Linked DNA regions of Homo sapiens: region 2 is linked to region 1. A link is an interaction called in ENCODE POLR2A ChIA-PET data of the cell type or tissue named here. Cell type or tissue: OCI-LY7. All regions are shown on one strand.

What was found. Peaks named below come from ENCODE experiments on the same cell type or tissue, not always from the same donor. Only the 100,000 strongest peaks of a DNase experiment are listed, where the experiment ranks them.
Region 2: POLR2A ChIA-PET joins it to region 1 with 5 read pairs; 1 of 35 experiments calls an interaction of 5 or more read pairs at or near these places.

The regions. Positions count from the first base shown.
Region 1 is chr10:73,930,938-73,934,937 of GRCh38, forward strand. No RefSeq gene overlaps it. Among named protein-coding and RNA genes, the nearest start is that of C10orf55, 10 kb to the left of the region's middle. RefSeq lists enhancers at 1,014-2,213, 1,448-1,497 and silencers at 1,078-1,137, 1,258-1,307. In OCI-LY7, no CTCF peak of the experiment used is centred here; a DNase peak (open chromatin) is centred at 1,564.
Region 2 is chr10:74,226,125-74,230,124 of GRCh38, forward strand. All of the region lies in intron 3 of ADK (adenosine kinase), which reads left to right. LOC124902456 (a long non-coding RNA gene) reads left to right here and starts at 3,942. Exons shown (of 2, transcript XR_007062198.1): 1 at 3,942-4,000. RefSeq lists an enhancer at 1,813-1,862. In OCI-LY7, no CTCF peak of the experiment used is centred here; DNase peaks (open chromatin) are centred at 1,777 and 2,147; H3K27ac peaks cover 930 bases.

The DNA of each region.
Region 1 (4,000 bases):
TTACAAGATAGGGGGCCCTTCCCTTTTAGGTAGCCGAAGCAGAGAGAGAAGGCAGTATACGTCAGCATTTTCTTCTCTGCACTTATAAGAAAGATCAAAGACTTTAAGATTTTCACTATTTCTTCTACCACTATCTACTAGGAACTTCAAAGAGGAACCAGGAGTACGGGAGGAGCATGAAAGTGGACAAGGAGTGTGACCATTGAAGCACAGCACCACAGGGAGGGGTTTAGGCCTCCGGATGACTGAAGGCAGGCCTGGATAATATCCAGCCTTCCACAAGAAGCTGGTGGAGCAGAGTGTTCCCTGACTCCTCCAAGGAAAGGAGACTCCCTTTTGCAGTCTGCTAAGTAACGGGTGCCTTCCCAGACACTGGTGTTACCACTTGAACAACGAGCCCTCAAGCAGCCCTTATGCGGGCGTGACAGAAGGCTCACCTCTTGCCTTCTAGGCCACTTCTCACAATGTCCCTTCAGCACCTGACCCTATACCCACCGGTTATTCCTAGGTTATATTAGTAATGCAACAAAGAGTAATAGTAAAAGCTGATGATTAATAATGTTTATAATAATGATTGATAATTGTCCATGATCATCTCTATATCTAATTTGTATTATGACTATTCTTATTCTAACTATTTTCTTTATTATACTGAAACAGTTTGTGCCTTCAGTCTCTTGCCTCAGCACCTAGGTAATCTTTCGCCCACACCTGTAATCCCAGCACTTTGGGCAGCCAAGGTGGGTAGATCACTTGAGCTCAGGAGTTTGAGATCAGCCTGGCCAACATGATGAAACCCCGTCTCTACTAAAAATACAAAAATTTGCTTGGCGTGGTGGCAGGCACCTGTAGTCCCAGCTACCTGGGAGGCTGAGGCAAGAGAATCGCTTGAACCAGGAGGTGGAGGTTGCAGTTAGCAGAGATTGTGCCATTGCACCACTCCAGCCTGGGTGACAGAGCGAGACTCTGTCTCAAAAAAAAGAAAGAAAGTCGGGTGGGGATCCCCCATCTAGAGTCCAGCCTCCTGGGGTTGGGCTGTTCAGCTCCAGGAAGCCCCTGGTGTGGCTAAAAGGTTTGGGCAGCCCCTGAAGCTGCCTTGGGATCAGACTCTCATTGGTGCTCCTCAGGTCTAGGATTTTCTTCCCAACTCAGAGGGGAGAAGGGAAATGACGTTGTTTATTGTGTCTGGAGCTGTGGGGCCTTTACCTAAGCCCTGTCAGGAAGGTTGTGTTTTCGCCAGCTGAGATGCTGGGAGATGCACCCAGGATGGCTGGGTGCCTGCGGGTTGGAGGGGAGAAAGCAGAGCGAAGGGAAGAGGTGTTAGACAAGCAAAGGAGCCCTGGCTCTTAATTTTCACCCCTAAGTCCTTGGTTTTGGCCTGGGACTGTAAAACCCCTCACAGAGCAGTAGGGGTTCTTAGCCCCAGGGTCAGACATGGAGTGGTCCCTGGAACCCTCAGTGCCTTACCCCAAGTGGCTAACCTCCTTCCTGAACAGGCAGATGTGTCATGCTGGGCAGCACCTCTCCCTCCCGACACCTGCATGGTGACTCAAACTCCCAGGTAAAGCCCAACCCGATGGGAAATGACTCAGCATTGAAGTTCTCTTCCCCTCATTGGGGAGGGAGCAGGAAGCCCGAAGCTGGGCCTGACGCTCCCCTTTGATTTCTCAAGGTAGTGACGGGGGAAGGGGAGCTTTGCAGGGGAGTTTTGCCTGGCCAACATGGTGAAACCCTGTCTCTACTAAAAATATAAACACTTGCTGGGCGTGGTGGCGGGCGCCTGTAATCCCAGCTACTCAGGAGGCTGAGGCAGGAGAATCACTTGACCCAGGAGGTGGAGGTTGCAATGAGCCGAGATTGTGCCATTGCACCACTCCAGCCTGGGTGACAGAGTGAGACTCCCTCTCAAAAAGAAGAAAGTTGGGGTGGGGTGTCCCCCTAGAGCATCTTCTTCCTACAGCTTCTGCTTTTACACACACACTCTCTCTCTCTCTGTGTGTGTGTATGTGTAGACAGTCTAGGACACTTGAGGGTGGGCGTGCTGGGATCTACAAGACTTCCCCCTTGCCTTCATCTCTGTTGCCTGCCACTTCCTACCCTGCTGCCCTTTAGGGAGAGTTGAAAGTTTATTTCCTGCCCCAGTGAATTATTATTATTTTTGACTAGCGAAGGTGGGATTTGGGCAATAGGGAGGACTTTTGCTGATTGCCCAGACTGGAGACCTGACAGTGGGGTAGTGCTTAGGAGAGTCCAGTCGCTAGATCACGAAAGCTCCATTTAAAATGCATAGTTGGGGCTAGGCATGGTGGCTCACGCCTGTAATCCCAGGATTCTGGGAGGCCTAGGCGATGGATCCCTTGAGGCCAGGAGTTAGAGACCAGCCTGGCCAACATGGCAAAACCCCGTCTCTACTAAAAACACAAAAATTAGCTGGGCGTGGTGGCATGCACCTGTAATCCCAGCTACTCAGGAGGCTGAGGCACGAGAATCACTTGAACTTAAGAGGCAGAGTTTGCAGGGAGCTGAGATCGTACCACTGCACTCCGGCCTGGGTGACAGAGTGAGACTCCATCTCAAATAAATAAATAAAAATAAAAATAAAATGCACAGTTGGACTGTCTCTGGAAGGTTGCGGGCGAACCAGAAATGTAGTGACCTCCAGGAAGGAAAATTGCTACTACTCTTTTCCACATATCCTTTGATCACTTTTAAATTGTGTTCCATTTGCAAGTACTACCTACTCAAATGGAAAGAATAAAACATGGTTACCTGGGAAGGAAGATAAAAAGAGAGTCCTTTTCCATATTAGTGCTAAGCACTTCGTACAGTTCGTCCTTAACTGGACAAGAATTACGGAATCTCTATAGGATGATGTCAGGAGCTGTGCTGGATTCTGGAGACTCAGCGTCTACAAAACAGCATCCCTTGCCTCACAGCGATCCCAGTTGGGAGAGCAATTCAGACAGACAGCAAGGCAATGAACACGCAGTGTCAGAAGCGTGATGATGAGAAGTGCAGACACCAGGGAATTGCAAAGGAGGCTCCTCTGCCCAGACCTGGGGAGAAAAGACCTTTCTGGACCCAGTGATATCCAAGCTGAGACCAGGAGTTAGTCGGAGGGGAAGAGAGCTCCAGGCACAGGGAACAGCACAACATACGCAAAGACTGCAGGAGCCGTATAAAACTTGACTGCTTCCTTGGAACTGCAAGCAGTCAACATGTCTGGAGTATTGAGTTTGGAGAGGGTGTGTGGAAGAATGAAGCCACAGAGGTAAGGTCAGATCATAGAGTATTTTATAAGCTAATGTAAGGTCAGTTAGTGGTCACCTTGAACAGGTGTGAAGCCCTGGGGGACAGGGGTTAATAATCTACCTGTATTGGAATGCTGTTTTGCCAAGCACTGTAATCTTTTTATGCATTAGCTCATTTAACACTTCCAAAAAGCGCCTGAGATTTTTACCATCATTTTTTTCTTTTCTTTTTTCTTTTTGTTTTTTGTTTTTGTTGTTGTTGTTGTTGTTTAGACGAAGTCTGACTCTGTAGCCCAGGCTGGCGTGCAGTGGCGTTATCTCGGCTCACAACAACCTCTGCCTCCCGGGTTCAAGCGATTCTCCTGCCTCAGCCTCCAGAGCAGCTGGGATTATAGGTGCGTGCCACTGCACCCGGCTAATGTTTTGTTTATTTAGTAGAGACAGGGTTTCGCCATGTTGGCCAGGCTAGTCTTGAACTCCCGACCTCAGGTAATCCACCTGCCTCGGCCTCCCAAAGTGCTAGGATTACAGGCGTGAGCCACCGTGCTTGGCCTACTATCATTTTTTTCTATTTAATGTTTTGTAAGTAAGTGAGGAAACTGAGGCTCAAAGAGGTTAAATTTAGTAGAAAATCTTACAGGGTCACAAATGGAATAATATAAATGTCTAGGGGCACAGCTAGCCCAGGGAGAGTGGGGATCTCACCCAGACATGCACTGTCTGCCATGCGACCTCCCCATTCAGATAGA
Region 2 (4,000 bases), 300 kb after region 1:
TGAGACAGACTCTTGCTCCGTCACCTAGGCTGGAGTGTGGTGGCATGATCTTGGCTCACTGCAACCTCTGCTTCCTGGGTTCAAGCGATTCTCCTGCCTCAGCGTCCTGAGTAGCAGGGATTACAGGCACCCGCCACCATGCCCAGCTAATTTTTATATTTTAGTAGAGATGGGGTTTCGCCATGTTGGCCAGGCTGGTCTTGAATTCCTGACCTCAAGCGATCCACCCACCTCAGCCTCCCAAAGTGCTGGGATTATCACAGGCTTGAGCCACCGTGCCCAGCCCCTACATTTTATTACGAAAAGTTTTAAACATATGTTATGTGTTCACCCATATATTTACCACCAAGGTTTTATCATTAACATATTACTGCACTTGTTTTATCTATTTATTCTTCTGTTCGTGCATTACTTCATCTGTTTTTTGGATGCATTTCGAAGTAAATTGTAGACATCAATATGCTTCTCTCTAAATATTTCAACACATATACCATTAACTAGAGTTTTATATTTCAAAGTTTTTTTTTTTTAGTTTCACCTGTTCTAAAATTTCTTATAAACTGAGTCATATATATGTCCTATTTTGTATAAGGCTTCTGTCACTCCCTGTGTTTTTGAAATTCATCAGTGTTGTTGCATATATCAGTTAATTCCTTTTCATTTTTGCAGATTAACATTCTGTTGTTTATTTGTTCTATTATTGCTAAGTATTGCCACTTGTTTGATTTGTCATTATTGATGGTCTTGATATTTTTGGCTGCTGGCTCTCTTCCTTGTAGTTTTTGACCTACATACCAAAGAAAACTTTCAGTTGAATATGGCACCATAAAAGCAGAGTATTAATTTTAAAAAATTAAAACAGTTATTGAATTAATGAATTTCATGAATTATGAAAGCTGTTTATAAATAATCTCATTTGTGTCTTTGCAACTCAAATAGCCAAAATCTTGGTAGGGTGGTGGTCATGGAAGTCAGAGTCTGCTAAGGAGTGTATAACAACTCACCTGCTGTATTAAAAACAAAAAAATCTTTTTGTGTTCAAGACTAAGCTTTAAACAATATAAGAGATATGGATATAAAACAAAATTTTATCTAATCAGTAATTCCATGCTTTATTCTCATAAAACATTATTACAACTTCTTAATTTCAGTCTGTTAAAGCTTGATTAATTATAAAATTGTAAAAATGTGTTGGCACCATCACATTGACCTGCTCTTTGAAAATTAACCCTAATTCTATAAGAGTACCAATAAGAGAGTACAGTGATAGCTCTAATTATCTTGATATTAATAAATAAAGAGTGGCCTGGCATGGTGGTTCACATGTGTAATCCCAACACTTTGAGAGGCTGAGGTGGAAGGATTGCTTGAGGCCAGCAGTACAAGACCAGCCTGGGAAACATAGTGAGACCCCATCTCTACGAAAAACTTAAAAAAGGCCGGGCACGGTGGCTCACGCCTGTAATCCCAGCACTTTGGGAGGCCGAGGTGGGTGGATCACCTGAGGTCAGGAGTTCAAGACCAGCCTGGCCAAGATGGTGAAACCCTGTCTCTACTAAAAATACAAAAATTAGCCAGGCATGGTTGTGGGTGCCTGTAATCCCAGCTACTCAGGAGGCTGAGGCAGGAGAATTGCTTGAATCTGGGAGGAAAAGTTGCAGTGAGCCAAGATCACGCTACTGCACTCCAGCCTGGGTGACAGGGCGAGACTCTGTCTCAAAAAAAAGAAAAAAAAATTAGCCTGATGAGGTGGTGTGTGCCTGCAGTCCCAGCTGCTCAGGAAGCTGAGGCAGGTAGATCTCTTGGGCCTAGGAGATCAAGGCTGCAGTGAACCATGATCATTCCACTGAGCTCTGGACTGGACAGCAGAGTGAGACCTTGCCTTTAAAAAAATAAAAAAAGAATACCAATAAGAGAGTACAATGATAGTTCTAATTATCTTGATATTAATGAATATTAAGTATGTTTTCATTAAAACATTTTTAGTTCCTGAAATTTTGTGATTCAGATTTCATATACACTTAGTCACTGATGCTTCACGAGTATACTTGTTTCTCTGTCTGAGGAAGATTGGCATGGGAAAACAGGGAAATATTGGTCAGCAGTGACACTTGTTTTTCTAAGCAAAGTGGTTTTTCTCAACTTCCTGTTTTTCATTATTCTACATACTGAAGACCTTGGGGGATGATTTTAAGTAGAGAAAGCTGAGCAATTCAAGTTGTGATGTGATTTATCTAAAACTATAGGATTTATAGTTTGTTCTATACATGATCCAGTAATCAACTGGTTTCATTAGCTTTCTAGTTTTTTTCAGTTTTAGTTTTGTAAATGGAATAATTTAAAATAAATTAGGAAAACATCACTATTTTACTAAGTATTTTTTCACCTACTTTCCATTGTGCTAGGCATTAAAGAAAAGATAGTGTGCAGCTTTTTATATGTCAATTATACTTCAATAAAGCGGTTTAAGAAAAAGTAAAAGATACTGATTTTATTTATAAATGGAATCTTACTCTCCAATAGTGGCTTTTCAAAATCTTTGGACACATCTGCAGTTATTGAAAATAGAACCATTTTGTTTCCATGAATATCTATTTTATGAATATATAAATTTTGTATTACCTTGGATTATGAGATCTGATCATATAGATTTAGGTAAGGAAAGTTAAAAGTTGTCTGGAGTTAGGGGTGAATTCCAAATGCAAATATAAATAAATTCAGAAGTATCCATACTACTTAACACAGAGTAACCTGGTATCTGAAGATTTTTTTTTTGTTTGCTATAAGGCAAGGGGAAAATCTCTTTAAAAGGGATTCACATTTATTTACTTGGCTTTTTAAGATAGCTACCAAGGTAAACAGTGAACTTTTGTAAGCAGTGTATACTGTTCTAAATATGAAGTGTATTTTCCCTTCTGATAGTGAATGAATTCCATTATGATTTTTTAATGTCAAAAATTAAATTATTTTGTCAGAATAACCCCTTAAATTTTTAAATGTTGTCTTATAAAAGTTAATTATATTGTGATATTTAAATGCTTGCCAATTTACGATTATGATGAGATGGAAGAAAATAAATAAATTATGCAATAGGCATGAACCTTCAAGGGTATTAGGACGTGCTCAGGATATGATCTTTGGTGCAGTGTAAAAATGTAATTTCTTAGTGAATAGGTCAATTTCCAAACCAGCAGGAAAGTTATAAGTATTTAAATGGAATGTGTAGGGATATGTCAGGGAAGTTAGAGACAATAACATCTGGTATGCTTTTTTTTTTTTTTTTTTTTTGGTGAGATGGAGTCTCGCTCTGTCGCCCAGGCTGGAGTGCAGTGGCGTGATCTCGGCTCACTGCAAGCTCCGCCTCCTGGGTTCACGCCATTCTCCTGCCTCAGCCTCCAGAGTAGCTGGGACTACAGGCGCCCACCACCACGCCCGGCTAATTTTTTGTATTCCTAGTAGAGAAAGGGTTTTGCCGTGTTAGCCAGGATGGTCTTGATCTCCTGACCTCGTGATCTGCCCGTCTTGGCCTCCCAAAGTGCTGGGATTACGGGCGTGAGCCACCGCGCCCGGTCTGGTATGCTCTTAAATTAATTGTTAATGCTGTGACTTAGCAGTTCTTTGAAATCATCAAGATCATAGACTGGGCTTGTGCCTATAATCCCAGCACTTTGGGAGGCTGAGGCAGGAGGATTGCTTGAGTCTACGAGTTGGAGACCAGCCTGGACAATATAGTGAGACTCTTGTCTCTACAAAAAGTTAACAAAAGTAGCCGGATGTGGTGGTGCCTGCCTGTAGTCCCAGCTACTTGGGAGACTGAGGTGGGAGGATTGCTTGAGACCAGGAGGTCCAGGCTGCAGTGAGCTATGATCCGTGCCACTGTGCTCCAGCCTGGGTGACAGAATGAGACCCTGTTAAAAGAATCTTTTTTTTTTTTTTTTTTGGTAAGAATGAGCTAAGAACTGGATATCTGTAAAGCTAATAGAAAAAAATCCTGTGAAGC